2 separate regions of the Homo sapiens genome follow, and region 1 is linked to region 2. Evidence: chromatin loops called from intact Hi-C (ENCODE). Cell type or tissue: PC-3. All regions are shown on one strand. Links, peaks and the distances in the headings refer to the core of each region. The heading gives the core; the rest is flanking DNA.

Region 1 (8,232 bases), core at 1,510-5,509, 520 kb after region 2:
GGCTTAATACCTGGGTGATGAAATAATCTACACAACAAACCCCCATGGCACATGTTTACCTATGGAAAAAACCTGCACATCCTGCACATGTACCCCTGAACTTAAAATCAAAGTTAAAAAAAAAAGACACTTATTTGAGTATAATAAACTCAGAGATTCTGAGTAAATAATAACATTTTGTTAAACAATTTAAATTAAACCTAAATAACTGATTAGAGGAACACTAAAAATTTTTGAACTAAGTTTTGAATATGGGATCCCAGCAACCCAATCTTATGATCGGGATTCATGATTATTCTCTTTCCTTTTTACCTTTTTGTTTTATGGTCTATTGTCTTGTAAGTTTCTGAACTAAAACTGGTAGTCAGCTTTTGTGGAGGTTTTGCTATCTCTCCAGAAATTCCTTATGCACTCCCTCTGCATTCTGTCTCTTTCCCGACTATTCTTTTCTTAGAAAGGAGTATGTTGTAGTGAAAAGATCAAGGTCTTTGAAGTAAAAACAAAAAATGTTCATTTGAATCCTGGATCTGAAGAAAACACCGGCTGTGGAAACTTGTCCAAGTCATTTAACCTCTCTAAGCCCCAGTTTCCTCATCCCTCAAGATCCTCACAAAGAGAGTACTCAGATTAAATAAGGTAACAAATGTTCAGACCCTAGTGTTTATACAGGAAGGTACTGACTTCCATGTGAGGTGACTGAAGCCTAGTGAACAAGCTTCTTGGTTTCTTTACTTAAAAAGTCCCTGATCGTAAAAATATCAACAAACATGTAATTTAGAAAGCAGAGGACATCTCTGCTATCCTTGGCAGCTGCAAAGAAAGTCAGTCAAAAGGAATATATTATTTCGATGTAGTCTAACTTCTATAACAAACAACTCCCCAGTTGCAGCAGCTTGACATAGTGAAACTGTTATTTCTTGCTCATGTCACAGCGCAGTGTGGGAGGATGGAGGGACTCTGTTCCACATTCATTCATGAACCCAGGCACCTTCAATCTTGTGGCTCCACCCTCATATTGGCCCTTAAAGTTCTTTCAAGGTAGCTAATGAGAAAAAAGGCAGAAAAGAGAACGTGATGACCACACAAAGGAAGCGTATGTAGGTTATTTCTGCAAGTGGCACGTGTTGCTCCAGCTCATATCCAATTGGCCAGAATGCCACTGCATAGCCTTACCTGGAACACGTGGTGTCTCCCTGTGCCCAGGGAGACAAAAACAACAATGTTGGTGAACTTGGGCATACATTCATCTCAAGAGCCATAAAGGCCTGTTAGATTAGATTTGTTTGTTCTTAACTGTTTACTCGCCGTTACTCATGCATATCCTTTGATCTGTGTTCAGGCCTTTGATTTTATGTAAATGCCTAGGCGTACACATTTTCCTATAAGCCGAACTTAATAATGAGAAAAGAGGTAGACCAGAAGTCTCTTAGTGTCTAAAGTAGAAACAAAAAGATAGCTGTTAAGACAGAAGATGAAAAATAGAGAGGCTCAGAGTGCAAAAGGAAATGATACATTTTTTGAGGTCTTTCCCGATGGGACTTTTCTGTAGGCTGCACATCATTGGAAACGCCTCATAGAGTTAACTCTGTGGTTTTACTTTACTCACAGGACTCTTGTTAGATCTGTGGGAACTACAAGACAGTTGCTACAAGTATGAAAAAGACTGTTACTAAATATATGAAAGACCTGATAATTTACTTTTTTACCTTATGTATTGGCATATTCCACACTCTGCACTATTCTTGAGTGTGATCGCTTAGGAATGAATATGATTTGAACTCACTCAGGTTTAGAGAGGGTGTCACATTGAGAACTAGGCAGATCCACCTACACTAAAAATGACCCTAAAGTAAATTGGTTGAAGAAATTAGATCTTAAAGATTCTTGATTTTTCCAAAGGTAAATTTTGAAATCTTCATCAGTATAGCCATATTAAAAGGAGATGACGACAGATGCCAAAAATCAAAGAATTATGGCCTGACAGGACAACTGCATTAAAATAAGCATCAGTTTCATTAAAAAGGGCTAACTTGAAGATAAATCTTTTGAAGATAAATTTTGACTCCAGCTCTTTAGAGGATCTAAAGTGACCTCGATGGACAGTGGAAGAACTTACAACATGGAATTCCTTGAATAAAAATCTATTGACTTTAAATAATTTTGCCTAATGTTACACACACACAGTTAAAACGAAAACACCTCTTTACACTGTCAAAAAAAGAAGAAGAAAATGATAGATTTTCACATTGCCCCATTGATGCCATTAAAAATCTATATAATCACTAGAGTCAAGTATTAGAAATGCTATCTTCTGTGGCCGCGTTCTCTTTCAAGGCCTATTAGTCCCTAAATTATCTCCCTGGGCACATGGCAACACTACATGTTCCAGGTAAGGCTATGTGTTGAGAAACAGTAGTGCTGGCTAAAGCCTCACAGTGAAATTAACATCCAGTGAAATTAATCTATTTGCAGGCTGCAAATGCCTATAGCAGTTGATGACTGTGATGAAAAGTGCTTTCACTTTCATGGACTATTTCAAACTTCCAAGAGAAGTTAAGGTGGAAACAAACATGAGCCAGACTCCCTAGTTCCCCATCTCTTTTCCTTTCTTCTGGGTCTTATCCACATTCTGTACCCTGAAAAAGCCCAGATCTTCTCCTGTACCTGCCCTATGTGCTGTCTCCAACCATCCTTAAAGCAAGGCCTCTGCCAAACACACAGAGTGAGGAGCCACCTATATGGCATGATGTTTGTCTTGACATGAGTGGAGACCACAGAGGCTTCCCCACACTCCCTTTGCAGATCTATCAGCGTTCTCCTGTACAACTACAGTGCCAGGACACTCCAGTTTTAGCTGCGCGTTGGTGTAGGGCATTGAAGGCCTCATAAAAATTACAGCTATCTGACAGCACTGATAGTCAAAGCCACTATCTATTAAGTGGTTACTATATGCTAGTGACTTTATATATGCTAGGTTATTAATCCCACCACAACCCTAGCAGTATTATTACTTCCACTGAAAACTGAGTTTTAGTGAGGTTAAGCAAACAACCCAAGGCAGCATAGCTAATAAAAGACAGAGCCAGGATTTAAACCTAATTCCATCTGACTCCTCCTACATGAAACAATTATAGCAAACATTTGTTGAAAGCTTACTACATGCCAATCATTGTTCTGAGCTCCTTACTTGTGTTAACTCATTTTTTCCCACAACAATTCTAGGAAGCAAACACTGCTATTGCCACCTTTTTGCAGAGGAAGGTACTGAGGTGAAGCGACTTGCCCAAACCCTACAAAAAGTAAGTGGTTAGAGCTGGGACTGCAATCCAGAGCTCTCTGTATTGAGACCAATCCACTCTTTTTTTTTTTTTTTTCATTCTTATATGTTTTAATTGTAAAATTTTCAAAAATTCCTACTTCCATGTCATCACCTAGATTTAACGACTATTGACATTTTGCTATATTTGCTTCAGTTTTTGTTGAAATACTTTAAAATAAGTTAACATGTCATAGTATTTTACTCCTTAATACTTCAGCGTGCATCTCTAAAGATGGATTTTTTTTACATAATCACAATAGCATTATCACACCTGATAAAATATATTACCAATTCCCTAATACCATATTCAAAATTCTGTAATTGTTCCAAAAGTATCTTTTCTACAGTTGGTTTGTTCAAACTAGTATCCTGCGAAAAATCATGAATAACATTTGCTAATTATATAATTCTAAAACACCTCCTTCCTACTCCCTTTTTGTACCATGACATTAATTGCTAAGGAATCAAGATCAGTCTATAGAATGATCTGCCTTCTGGATTTGTTTATTTCCTTGTGGTGCTGATTAAGTTTTTCCTCTAGTTTCTGTGTTTCTTATGAAGTGGAAACTTTAACTAAAGGCTTGAGTAGATTCACTTTCAGCAAGAATGCTTCATAGATGATATTGCAACTTCATATTGTACCACATTTGGATCTTCACAGTAACTGGCCATTGCATCAACAGCAGTGTCAAGAGCATCATAGCATCGGATGATGATGGACAGATGCCTCTGCTGCAGAGTTATGCCCCCGCCCCAACACTCAATTGGCAATCATCTGGGGAAGTCTGTCACAATGGTCCCTGTCCACCTTTCTTTTAGTGGTTTCAGCATCTGTCAAAGGTTCTTATTTGAATTTCCATCCTATCAAGGGCTGCAAAATGGTGACTTTCTGACCGTATTATTGCATCTACATTCACAGCTGACATTCTTCAATAAAGAAAAGTTTTCCTTCATCAAGTAGAACTATTTAGTTATGCTGAAATTCAGTATCTTCTAGAAAGACATTAAATCTTTAATTATTTTTAATTCTCAATTCTCAGAATAACCAATTCATGTAATAATCACCTCCAGTGATGGCAAATGAGTTTTGTTTTGGAAGACATTCTCTTTTCTAGTTATGTACTTGCGGAGTTTTATATATTCATAGTCATTTTTAAATGCTCAGGTTGTCTCACACTTGCCACTGTATACTCTTCAACTAGAATGCTACTTAACCCAGATTAAAATCCACGTTTCCCGTGTAGTAACTGAGTGACTCTTGCTTCTGTGCCTCTGTCTCTCAGAAATAAAACTGGAATTCAAAATTCTATAGAGCTTATAAGATGGTTGTAGTAATTAAATGAGACAGGTCAGCTACCAGGCTTAGCGAAGGCCATAAACAAAGAAAGAATGTGACAAATGTTAGTTGCTCCTATTTTCATATCATCACCATCTAATGCTAAGTCTTCACTAGGGAAGGAATTAGGGTCTGGAGATGCGGTGGTAAAGGGAAGAGCAAGGGTCTCAAATGCTTTAGAGAGAAGATTCTCACCCAGAACAGTGACACATGAGGGCTTTGCAGGGCCAGGAACAGGTAAAGAAACTAGGAACCTGGTGAAGGGAAGAAGGCAGGAGGCAGAATAAAATATTCCTGGAAAAAAATTATTTTTGTTTGTTTCACAGTTTTCTCAGGGCCTATTCTATTCCAAGATATCGAAAAGAATGCTGGTGAAACTAGAGCTAAGTGGCTGTCTCAGAACCTACCAGAGTAGAGAGGTCAGGTCATTTCTAGGCTTCAGGTGGCTTGTCCACCTGTCCTGCCAGCCCAGTCTCAGTTTGGGCATTAGCTGATGGGCTAAGCTGCTTGTTTCATGCTGGTCTGTAAGAAGAGCTTACAAGTGGGAAGACAAGTTCAGCATCATCTTCAAATGACAATGGTCATATGAAATACTAAAGATAGTTTCCTGTAAAAACCTCCCACAGAAACGAAAAGTTTTTAAATAAAACATGTCATCCAAAATTGTAAAGTGAGAAAGATTGTTTTCATCTCATGTCTTTGAATTGTATTGTGAGAGGTATTGGTCTTCTTCCACCAATCCAAAGTTAAGGACAAATAAATTTCATTGTATCGGAAACTTTGGAGGAAAAATTTGATGCTATTATTTTCCTTCCATGGAAATTTTATTCTGGGGATATATTTCCGTAGCAAATGCATAGTAGTTGCCAAAGAAACAAGTTAATAGTAGGCTTGATAAGAGGGATTTCTTAAAATGAAGAGCCGTTTTATCCTCCCCACCATGTCTTTCCCTTTCAGAATACTTGCTGACTCACCCCAGCCTCCCAGAACATAAACGACGGTGTTATAGCCACGAAATCCTACAAAAACCACTTCACTTCCGAGCATGTACACACATATATGTGTGCGTGGAATGTGCGCATGTGTGTTTAGGGGGTGGAAGTAAGGGCTTTCCTTCTTTCTCTTTTTATTCTCTTTTTTTTTTTTCAGACAGAGTCTTACTCTATTGCCCATGCTGGAGTGCAATGGCGCTATCTCCGCTCACTGCAACCTCCGCCTCCCGGGTTCAAGCGATTCTCCTGCCTCAGCCTCCCAAGTAGCTGGGATTACAGGCACCCACCACCATGCCCGGCTAATTTTTGTATTTTTAGTAGAGACGGGGTTTCACCATGTTAGCCAGGCTGGTCTCAAACTCCTGACCTCGCTATCTGCCCGCCTCAGCCTCTCAAAGTGCTGGGATTACAGGTGTGAGCCACTGGGCCTGGCCTATCTTTTTATTCCTTAATAAAAAATGTTTGTTTCCTCACAACTTGACAGGAACTGGCTCTGAGATTTACAGAAATAACTGAAGGGATATCGCTCATGCAAATTATCCTGCTTCTTCATTAGCTGTGGTGCTCACAACAGCCAAAGCTCTCCGTCCTCCCTCTTTTTAGGTCATGTTAGGCTTTCCTTTATAATCATATTCAGTGGACTAGCATGCCTCAGTAGAATGTTGAGTGACTTGAAAAATACTTGGCTACCAGACAAGAAAGTAAAACAAAAGCTACGTGTGTAACGTTTAACAAAGGAACATTCAGAATCTTCCCTCTGGGAGAAACAAAGCAGCAAAGAACACCCTCGTCCTCCTCTCCCAAATAAAAACTGGGAGAAAACATCCTGGAAAATAAATGCCAACACCAGAAGCCAGTTACTAGGAAGAAACATGATGAAGTTTTAAACCATTTACTCTCATTTTGTTCTTTTAAACCAAGGCCACTAATAACCTCAGAAATGTCGACTGATTATCTTCTTTCTGCTTGGTTGGTATATCTGTACCAAAATGTTCAGATGGAAGGTAAACAAAGGCCTAGCAGCTCAGATTTTTTAAAATTTGAACTGGAACTCATTTATTTGTATTTCAAAATTCCGAGGCAGATTACCTGGAAGACATCCAAAACCTCAGAAGCCAAAAGTTCTGCCAAGCATTTTTCAGCTTGGTAATCGGTAATATAATACAGCCAGATCATTAAAGAAATCCTGTTCTGAATTCCCTTGAAGTTTCTAAGGCAAAGTTTAAACAAAAATTATTTCCTTCAGAGTCTCCTATGCATGATAAGTTTCCATCTGTGCATAAGGAAACAGCATAGTAGATTAGACACCTTGACTAAGAACAAATAAACACAACAAAAATAAACGTACATTGCATTTCTCTCTAGACCTGCATGGCTGTGTATTCACAAAGCAAAACATTGTATATCTTTCGTCTCTTAGGAAGAAGTTGTTTATTACTCCTTTGCTTTGTCATGGCCATCTTGCTCATTTACTTTTCAATAATCACATATTGAAAACCCACTCTGAAGAAGGTGCTGTGCCAGACACCATGTAAAGAGACAAAGATGTAGATACACAGACTCTGCGCATGTGGGGCATAATATATAGTGGTGGGGAGGAGGAGAAGATATATACAGATAGGTATTAAACCAGGTGGAAGGTGTTGGGAAAAAGTACCTTAGGAAAGGCAAGATGAGATGCTCTGGATGTCCGGAGAAAGGTATGTTAATTAGAATGAAGAGGTCAGGAGAGATTTCAGGAAGGAGGTGGAATGAGAGCTGCATCATGAAAGGAAGGTGGGATGTGGACAAAGTGGAGAAGGTCTTAGAGTACCATGGTGCTTCATCAAGTGCCTTGTTGCCTAAAGTGTTCTGCTTCTTTCCAACCTGTGTCACGTGTAAGTCCATTTATACACTTAAACCAAAACTGAGTACATGAGAACATATATTTCTCACCCACACATTAAAATCAAGTTGAGGCCGGGTGCAGTGGCTCATACCTGTAATCCCAGCACTTTGGGAGGACAAGGTGGGCAGATCACTTGAGGTCAGGAGTTCAAGAGCAGCCTGGCCAACATGGTGAAACCCCATCTCTATTAAAAATACAAAAATTAGCAGGGAGTGGTGGCAGGTGCCTGTAATCCCAACTACTCAGGAGGATGAGGCAGGAGGATCACTTGAACCTAGGAGGCGGAGGTTGCAGTGAGATCGTGCCACTGCACTCCAGCCTGGGCAATAGAGCGACGCTCTGTCACTAAATAAATAAATAAATAAATGAAACGAAGTTGAATATTATCTCACAGTTCTATACAATCACAGTTTGCTTTTTATGCTGCTATTTATTTTTTCCATCTAAGTTGTCTTAGTGCACCATCTCCTTAAATTAACTACCAGAAAACAGGTGAAACCCATGAAACCTAGTGTTTTAGTGGAGCCATCCACTACTCAAGACCAATGTGGGAACCGCAGTCTGAATTATTTGACCTCATCAATAAGCACATTCCCACTTTGCCTATGAAGGGTGCTTATAGTAAAGAATCATCTCTTAGCCACTGTTCCACTGTGTCAATCTATGGAAAAATCAAAACGCACTTACTGAATTCATT
Region 2 (8,232 bases), core at 2,825-6,824:
TAGAATCCCAAATAGCATAACATTTGAGTCATAAAATGCAAAATACTGAAATTTTAAAAGCAATTTCATAGGTACAGGATGAGTGTTAAATATAAAGTCATTAAAATATAATGGCTATCAATATTTAATTTCTACTGGAGGTCTCCAGACTGGTGTGTGGAGGCTTCCCAAGGAGTGCGTAGGTACTTGCATAGTTTCAGAAAGGACTTCTGAGATCCTTAATTTTTATATGTGCTGTTCCCTAAAAGTGATTTATCTAAGAACTTACTTCCCAAACAGGTCTTCTTTCCAGCTTCCTCTTTCATAACTATTCTACTTTTACCTTATAAAATACAAATGTCACTTTTATCTATTTCTAACGTCATCAAAGTACACTTTCCTGGGCTCAAAAAGTCCCTTTGTGTCTAATATTTGGACTATTTGAAATATTGTTGTAGGTGTCAGGAAAGTGAACGATCTCAATTACTGGGCAATAAAATTTTTTGCAAGTCCTGTATTTTCCAATTATTGTCTTTCAACAGAATTGAAGAAGATCTTGATTAAGTTGTTGGCTAATATATCTTTGAAATAATTTTATATGATAAATCACTAGGGCATGTAACTTGGAAAGTGTTCAACGAATTGTGTGTCATTACTATAATAAAACTACTTCCATTTCTATCTGTATTTTTATGTGGACAACAGTTTTTTAGCACTTCCATCTATAAAAAAAATAGGAACAGAATCGATGATGAATCCTGGTTCACCTAGCAGCGAGTCATATTCATCTACAGATAGAAGCTTCATATATCTTAAGAAATACATTTCCAATATTTTTTCCTTTATGTTAATAATAATTCATCAAAGTTTGTTATACAGTTATGCTGTTACTATTGCATACTACTATAAATTATAATGATCACTCAACTCAAAATACTTTTTAAACAGAACTATATGGTCCCAGGAAATTCACACAAAAGATTTAGAGGCATACATTTTTATTGCAGAAAAATATAATAGGGTAATCAATAACAGACTTTCCACCATAAAACATACGTTAGCAAGATAAAATTCTGTAGGGTAAAGGGAATGGAAGTAGGAGTTTAAGAAGGCAAAATTGATGTTTCTCCTAAAAAGTGCTTGTTCATGTATTTTTTTAATGGATAATGGTGGCTCTCAAATCACTACGATATATGGATTCTTTGGAACCAATTTAAGAATGATGTAAAAATTTTATTTTAAATTGCCAATATTTATGTCATGCCAGAAATTATATCATTTATAAGTAGTTAAAATTAAGACAAAAGATTTTAGATGTCAACTTAAACATTTGTGAAAGGGCACATAATTTGTAAATGTTCTTTTAGGGCATACATGGGGAAAAATTGTTGAAGACTTCTGTCTTTCACTGTAAGATATTAGATTGAACATCTCCATGTATGTTTATTATTTCTATCCCTGCGACACCAGCAGCTTTTTTCTTCTACTCGCAAGCCACCCTTCTTTTTTAATTGCTCCATGAGGGTTATTGTGTATGCAGGTCCAGAAGAAAACAACAAACCATGTGGTGCCTGCCCGGCAGTTAACAAGGCTCATGCCCCAGCACACTGGCTCATTTCTGTACAACAGCCCCTTACTACATGAACCTCAATTTCATGCCTGAGTAAAATTACAAATCACCACATGTCATGGTCCTTCATGGTCACTTGCACAGAGTTGACATCGTGAACATAAAACTTGTAAATACTATGAATCTACTAAAATTCCCCATTTACAGATGAAGAAATTGATGTTCCAAGAGACAAAATGACTTGCCCAAATTTATACTGCTGGTAGAAGGCAGATCCAGGTAGGTCTCAAAACTGTAAATCTGAATTTACATTATATATATATAATATATATGTATGTGTACACACATACACACACATATACATACCTGTGTGTATGCATATGTTTATATTTATATATCAGTGTTTGCATGTGTAAATTAGCTGAAACTAATATTAGACTAGTGGAACTATTGTGCCTCAACCTCAGAGACTGTACATATGATGCATAGAGAAGAGGTCCTATGAGGTGGACTCTTTTGTTCTGCAGAAAGAGAAAGAAGTGGGGAACTGGAGGACGACATCCTATGTGATCCCTGTCAGCCACTAAACTTTTTTTTTAATCTTATAGGTAGAAAAAAAAGTGTATATGCAGAAGACTGAGGAGCTTCTTTTCAGGTGGGACTTTGTGTGACATCAGGGCAGAGATTAGGTTTTCTAGAAGCTCATATTTGAACCAAGGAAGAAGAGGGTCATCTTCTCTATCTCTGCACAAAACACAGCACTTCTCTGGCATTAGAAAAGGAATGTGAGAAGGGGTCTGGCTGCTTTAGGAGCATCAGGAAAGGGCACCTGGACCTGGATAGCAATCATTCTAATGGAACACAGGAGGAAGGATGGTACCAGTCAGGTCATTTTCAGAGGGGTCCTTTAAGTGCTGGCATAGCGATGGTAGGCTACGAGCAGAAAGGGAGCACGCAGCAGACAAACACACTCATTCACAGAATGGTTCAAGACAATATGTAAAACTTCAAAATGCTTTCGGGAATTTTTCAAGGACCTAGTCTACCTGAAAGTTTGTTGGTTAATAACCAAACAAAAATAAAGACAAAAGCAAAATTAGAAACTGGATATTAGTCCTGTTGTGATCCCATTTGTGCCTCTAGGCTAGTAAGGCCTAGGTATTTGAGACAATGTATGCATTCATATATTGTAATGCATCTATATTATATGTAAAAATGTATTTTGATAAATTCATAAATGTTTCTCACATTCTTTGGTTTTACCTTATCAGCCAGATGTTCATTTGTTGAATAGATATTCACTGAATATCTGTTGGGCTGGGAGAAAATGATGAACAAGACATACAAAGTCCTTGGGTTTTTTTGTTTGTTTGTTTGTTTTGTTTTTTTTCAGACAGAGGTTCACTCTTGTTGCCCAGGGTGGAGTGCAGTGGCGTGATCTTGGCTTACTGCAACTTCTGCTTCCTGGGTTCAAGTGCTTCTCCTGTCACAGCTTCCCTAGTAGCTGGTATTACAGGCATCCACCACCACGCCTGGTTAATTTTTTTGTAGTTTTTTTTAGTAGAGACAGTGTTTCATCATGTTGGCCAGGCTGGTCTCAAACTCCCGACCTCAGGTGATCCACCTGCCTTGGCCTCCCAAAGTGCTGGGATTACAGGGTTGAGCCACTGCACCCAGCCAGTCCCTGCTTTTATGGAGCTAATAATCTAGTGAGAGAAATGGTTGGTAAACAAACAAACAAAAATGGTGTGATTTCTAATAGTGATAATATCATGAGGCTTCTTTACATGGACGTAAGAAAGGTCTCCATGGGAAGTCATCTGAGTAGAGACCTAATCCCCATCATTTGAAAATATAGTGTAGTAGTTCTCAACCCTGAGTGTACATAAGCATTACCTGGGAGACTTTTTTAAAAACTAGTGCATAGGCCCCTTTAAAAACCATTTAAATAAAAATGTCTAGAAATGGGGCTTGGGCATTTGTATTGTTAATAGTTCCCCGGGTGATTCTAACGTTCAGTCATTGTTGGCAACTTCTTACTCAGGTAAAAGTGGGGCAAGCAGAGATAATGGTATATTCACACTTATGTGTCCACAGATATATGCTTGGCAGGCAGAAGGAACAGAAAAGAAGGGAAGAAAAAAAGAGTTGAGATCAGAAAGAAAAGTATGGCCAGATCATGTAGGCCTTGTGAGGTCATGGTAATAGGTTTATACTTTATTTTAAACATGAGAAGTCATTATATTATACCTACTAGGTCATGTTGATAAAAGGGGAGAAAGAGAAAAGAAACAGAAAATTCCCACTTTTCCAAGCTTCTCAATGTAAAAACACAAAGATACATTCTTTTTAATCACGAGGTCATGTTAATCATCCAATCTCTGGCAAATGAATGAGTTTTCCCTACCAATAGAATTTAGAGAGAAATGAAATGTTAATCTGTTGAAGATGAGCCACCGTCACCCTGAAAAGAAAAATAAGTGGAAGGACACTGTACCACTGGATGATGTCATGGAAGGAAGGAAGGAAGGAAGGAAAGAAGGGAGGGAGGGAGGGAAGAAGGAAGGAAGGAAGGAAGGGAGGGAAGAAGGGAGGGAGGGAAGAAGGAAGGAAGGGAGGGAGGAAGGAAGGGAGGGAGGGAGGGAAGAAGGAAGGAAGGAAGGGAGGAAGGAAGGGAGGGAGGGAGGGAAGAAGGAAGGAAGGAAGGGAGGGAGGGAGGGAGGGAAGAAGGAAGGAAGGAAGGAAGGGAGGGAAGAAGGAAGGGAGGGAGGGAGGGAGGGAAGGAAGGAAAAAGGTACGTATGGAGGGTGGAAGGAAGGAAGGGAGGGAGGGAGGGAGGGAAGAAGGAAGGAAGGAAGGGAGGGAGGGAGGGAGGGAGGGAGGGAGGGAAGGAAGGAAAAAGGTACGTATGGAGGGTGGAAGGAAGGAAGGAGGGAGGGAGGAAGGAAGGAGGGAGGGAGGAAGGAAAAATAGTCACTATGTATAAATACACACAATTGCAAGGAGTATAGGCACACATATTTAGAAATCTGTGTTCAGGATTTATTGTTGCTGAAATGCAAAGAAATGCCATCTCAGCTAAGAGCTACTTTTAAATTGTTGTTATTTGACATATTTTTAATGATCTAATTTTTCTATCTCAGTGTATGTTCTTTCCCTGCTGTGGTTTTCTGTTTAGCCCTATCTGTTGGAAAGAGACAAGTAAAGAACTGTTTATCCTCAAGATGAAATATTTCGACAATTAAGGCCAAGATTTCTGAAAATACATAAATTGAAATTTATGCTTTTTTAGAGCACTTAAGAAAGAATAGCTTACTAATCTATCACAAATATAGAAATGCAGATATAGAGTTTGCTATGTTTTCTTATTTTATTTTATTGTACTGATTGTGAAATGTTACGAAGCAAGAAGGATTTTGTTTCCCCTAGAATGAAAAGAGAACAGTCATAAAGTCCAGTCATTCCATTGAGCTTCATGTAGCACATTGGAAGAGTTGTTATAATTCCCACTATTATTCAAGTGTGTAATTGTGTTTTCCTGTGGAAACTAGATAAATATTTACCCATTCCCCATAAGCAAGTGACTCAGAGCTTCCTATACTACGTGAAACTGCACAAGTGCTATTAAGAAGAATATTCCCCTGGTTATAGTTTATTAGCCACTAGAGACAATGGGGCCACCAACCAGGGTATTGAGATCCTGTCCCCCAAATGATCTTCACGGCGTTGTTACACTTTCTCTCAACTTCTTTAGAGGAAAACCTGACCCATGATATGGAACACAGTCTTCATAGGGAGATGAATCTGAATTTGAGCCTTGGCTTAGCTACATGCCAGCTAACTGACAATGAATGGATGTGCTACTGACTTCTCTGACCCTCTGGGTTCCCTCCGCTGCTCAACATAATTAACAATACTTGTCCTAGTGTGGTTGTTATGGCACTAGGTGATTAGAAACAAACAAACAAAAAAAACTTTGTTTTGAACCTCACACCTAGTATATAGCACATTTTCTTTTTAGTTTAGCACAATATGTTTGGTCATTTGACATATTTTAGATACAAATTACACAAACTATCAACTCAAATTTCTACAATGGCTTCCTATTTCAAAGCTGTGTTAATGAGTGTATTCTCTCTAGGTAAACTCATTAACACAGGATTGAAAGATTGCTACCATTGGGGCTTAACCTATGCTGATTAATAGAGAACCTATTTCTGACTACACATCCCACCTTCTATTCTGATACATCTACATAGTATTACTCTACTAATGTTTTTTGTTAGAATATACCAAAGATTTTTCGTGTCTATGTCTTTGATCATACTATTTTTCCCTACCTAGATTTCTTCCACATAATAATCAAATCTATGAAAATTCTACTCATCTTTCAAAGTCCAGAGCAAATGGCTACTCAATTAAGTTTTCCTTAATTCCTGTAGTGAGATTTAATTCTATGTTCCTCATTCCTCTGTTATAGCATGTAATGAAGCCATTATATTATAGTTATTTGTATAATGCTGTTTTGTACATCATTTTGTGAATTACATGAAAAAGGAAATTTGGCATAGGTCACTTTGCATCAATACTTTTTATGGATTGAATTTATATAAAAAGACTTAAGTTATCAATGTTATTAAAGGTTTAAATAGAAATCAGGTTTTACATTCATTGCTAGTTTTTTCTTCACTCTATTTTCTTTATTAGCACAAGGACAGTAATATTCTACCCAACTCTTTTAGCAAGGTTCTTTCCATTTGGATATCCAGATAACATTTTCAGTCTGAAGTCCAGCTGTTTGCAATTTTACTGCTTGTACTCCAACTCAGGCCTCACTTAAATTTCTTTTAATGGACCATCTGTTCAACTTGTGAGTGTTAGTGGTACTAAAGTGTCCTTCTTGAAAATTTTGAAACTTTTATTTCTTTGAATCCTTAAGTGTCTGTACTTCTCTATATTTCTCCACTCTGTGGGAGTGGCTGAAGGTTTAAGCTCCAGGCCTTGTTCCTTCACCAGCAAGCATGACCATATCTTCAAATCAATTGTGTTCAAGTTATTTTGCTCCTATTAAGACCAAACTTACTTTAAATGTACAAGTGTTTTGTAAGAAGGGAAAGTTTTATCATTATGTTATCCCCTTCATAATGGTTCATCTTTGTTAGAAAGTCAATGTTAGAGAAAGGTACATGGCTTTTTGATTAAGACAATTTCATGTCTCTTCTGAGCTAAAAAATATTGACAGGCAACATCTTGGTAGTATGAGATGCAAAATACAACCATACATTTTAAGGACTTATGCTTACCAATGGAGCTCCGTAGCGTGTTGCCTGAATCAACTTCAGTAACTGACAATTCCATCTGTGCCCTTTTCAGGAACATCTATTCAAGATATTTACAGCTCAGATATGCAGGTTGGTTCTGGTATTATATGCTCCATATATTCTTTTCAATCTTTTCTCTCCCATGTAAAAGTGTAAAAATAGACTTTTATTGAGGTTTCAGGGCATCTTTGGTGCCACAGTAGCTCAAGAAGAGCCTTTTATTTTTTTAAAATAAAATTGTAAGTGTCCTAGGACTGTCATATACAGGAGACTAAGCTCTTTTGCTATTTAAAAATTTTATGTGATCATAAATCTGTTCCATAGTCAAGTTACAGTTTTATAATACATTGTAACCTTTTCCTTTTTCACGTCCTCCATTTTTTCCAAGGGATACATGTGCATTTTATTAGTTTTATTTCATTTAGAAAAATCATGGTATTTTTAATTTGCAAAATACCCTGCATTGATTGCATTCATTAATGACAGTTGCACGAATTAAGAGAACAGCATATTTGTAGATGACAAGTCATCAAAATTAGAATTGGAATTCAAGAACACAATAATTGCATGGAAAGAGAAGCACTGCCAAGTAGCCTTGTTTTGTGAGATGCCCCCTCATGTAGTACATGAGCCCAATAACATATCACTACTAATTTCTCTGAGGTTTACTTTTGGTTTCAAATGAAGTTTTTCATGCATTTCCACACATCTGGATTTTATAGCACCCTCTTTTACTCTCCTAAGCAAGTTTCATCTGTCTTGATGAAAAACATTTTTAAGTCGGAAACTCTAAAACATTTACAGAATAGCTTCTGTGCGTCAGAACTATAATATGAGAACACTTTTCATCTGCCTTAGAGCATTTTTCTTTAAAGAATTTTTGAGTGCTTAAAGTCATTGTTGCTACAAATCTATTTAGCCTCCCTGGGAGGGAGTGACCAGTAATAAGGTACTTATTTTATAATTGAGGATGCACACAAATCGAGTGAGATAATTTGCTAAAGGACATATGATATATGCTAAAAGAATGTCTATTTGCTTGTATATCTATGTTGGAAGATGGAAGAGAATAAGTTTCTTGAATATTAAGCTCCAGGTGCTTAATTACTACAAAAACAAAAGGATTTTTATCAGATGTACAAATTTACTCTTTGGTTCTGTAAGGGACAATTTTTGTTGTTTTCTGGCTCCCAAAGACCTACTGTTTGGTTCTTATTAGGAACAGTGCTCCATCATACTGGGGAAGTCAGTGAGGGTAGATATTCTGTCTTAGTAAGACAAATGACTTAGAGTTACACAAACGATTTCTTTGTGGGACTCATCTGAGACTCAGAACCTTGAAAGAGAGCTGCAGAGATTTAG

Evidence for each region. Peaks named below come from ENCODE experiments on the same cell type or tissue, not always from the same donor. Only the 100,000 strongest peaks of a DNase experiment are listed, where the experiment ranks them.
Region 1: a loop joins it to region 2, with 2.5 times the contacts of the local background. A loop is called at or near these places in 3 of 110 quality-filtered maps.

Annotation. Positions count from the first base shown.
Region 1 is chr3:177,617,694-177,625,925 of GRCh38, reverse strand. The region is part of intron 2 of LINC00578 (long intergenic non-protein coding RNA 578); the gene reads right to left. LOC124900562 (small nucleolar RNA SNORA18) reads left to right here and starts at 1,517; the gene lies at 1,517-1,644. In PC-3, for the core only: a CTCF peak has its summit at 3,209; no DNase peak of the experiment used is centred there; H3K27ac peaks cover 1,131 bases.
Region 2 is chr3:178,137,465-178,145,696 of GRCh38, reverse strand. No RefSeq gene overlaps it. Among named protein-coding and RNA genes, the nearest start is that of LINC01014, 280 kb to the left of the region's middle. In PC-3, for the core only: no CTCF peak of the experiment used is centred there; a DNase peak (open chromatin) is centred at 5,076; H3K27ac peaks cover 883 bases.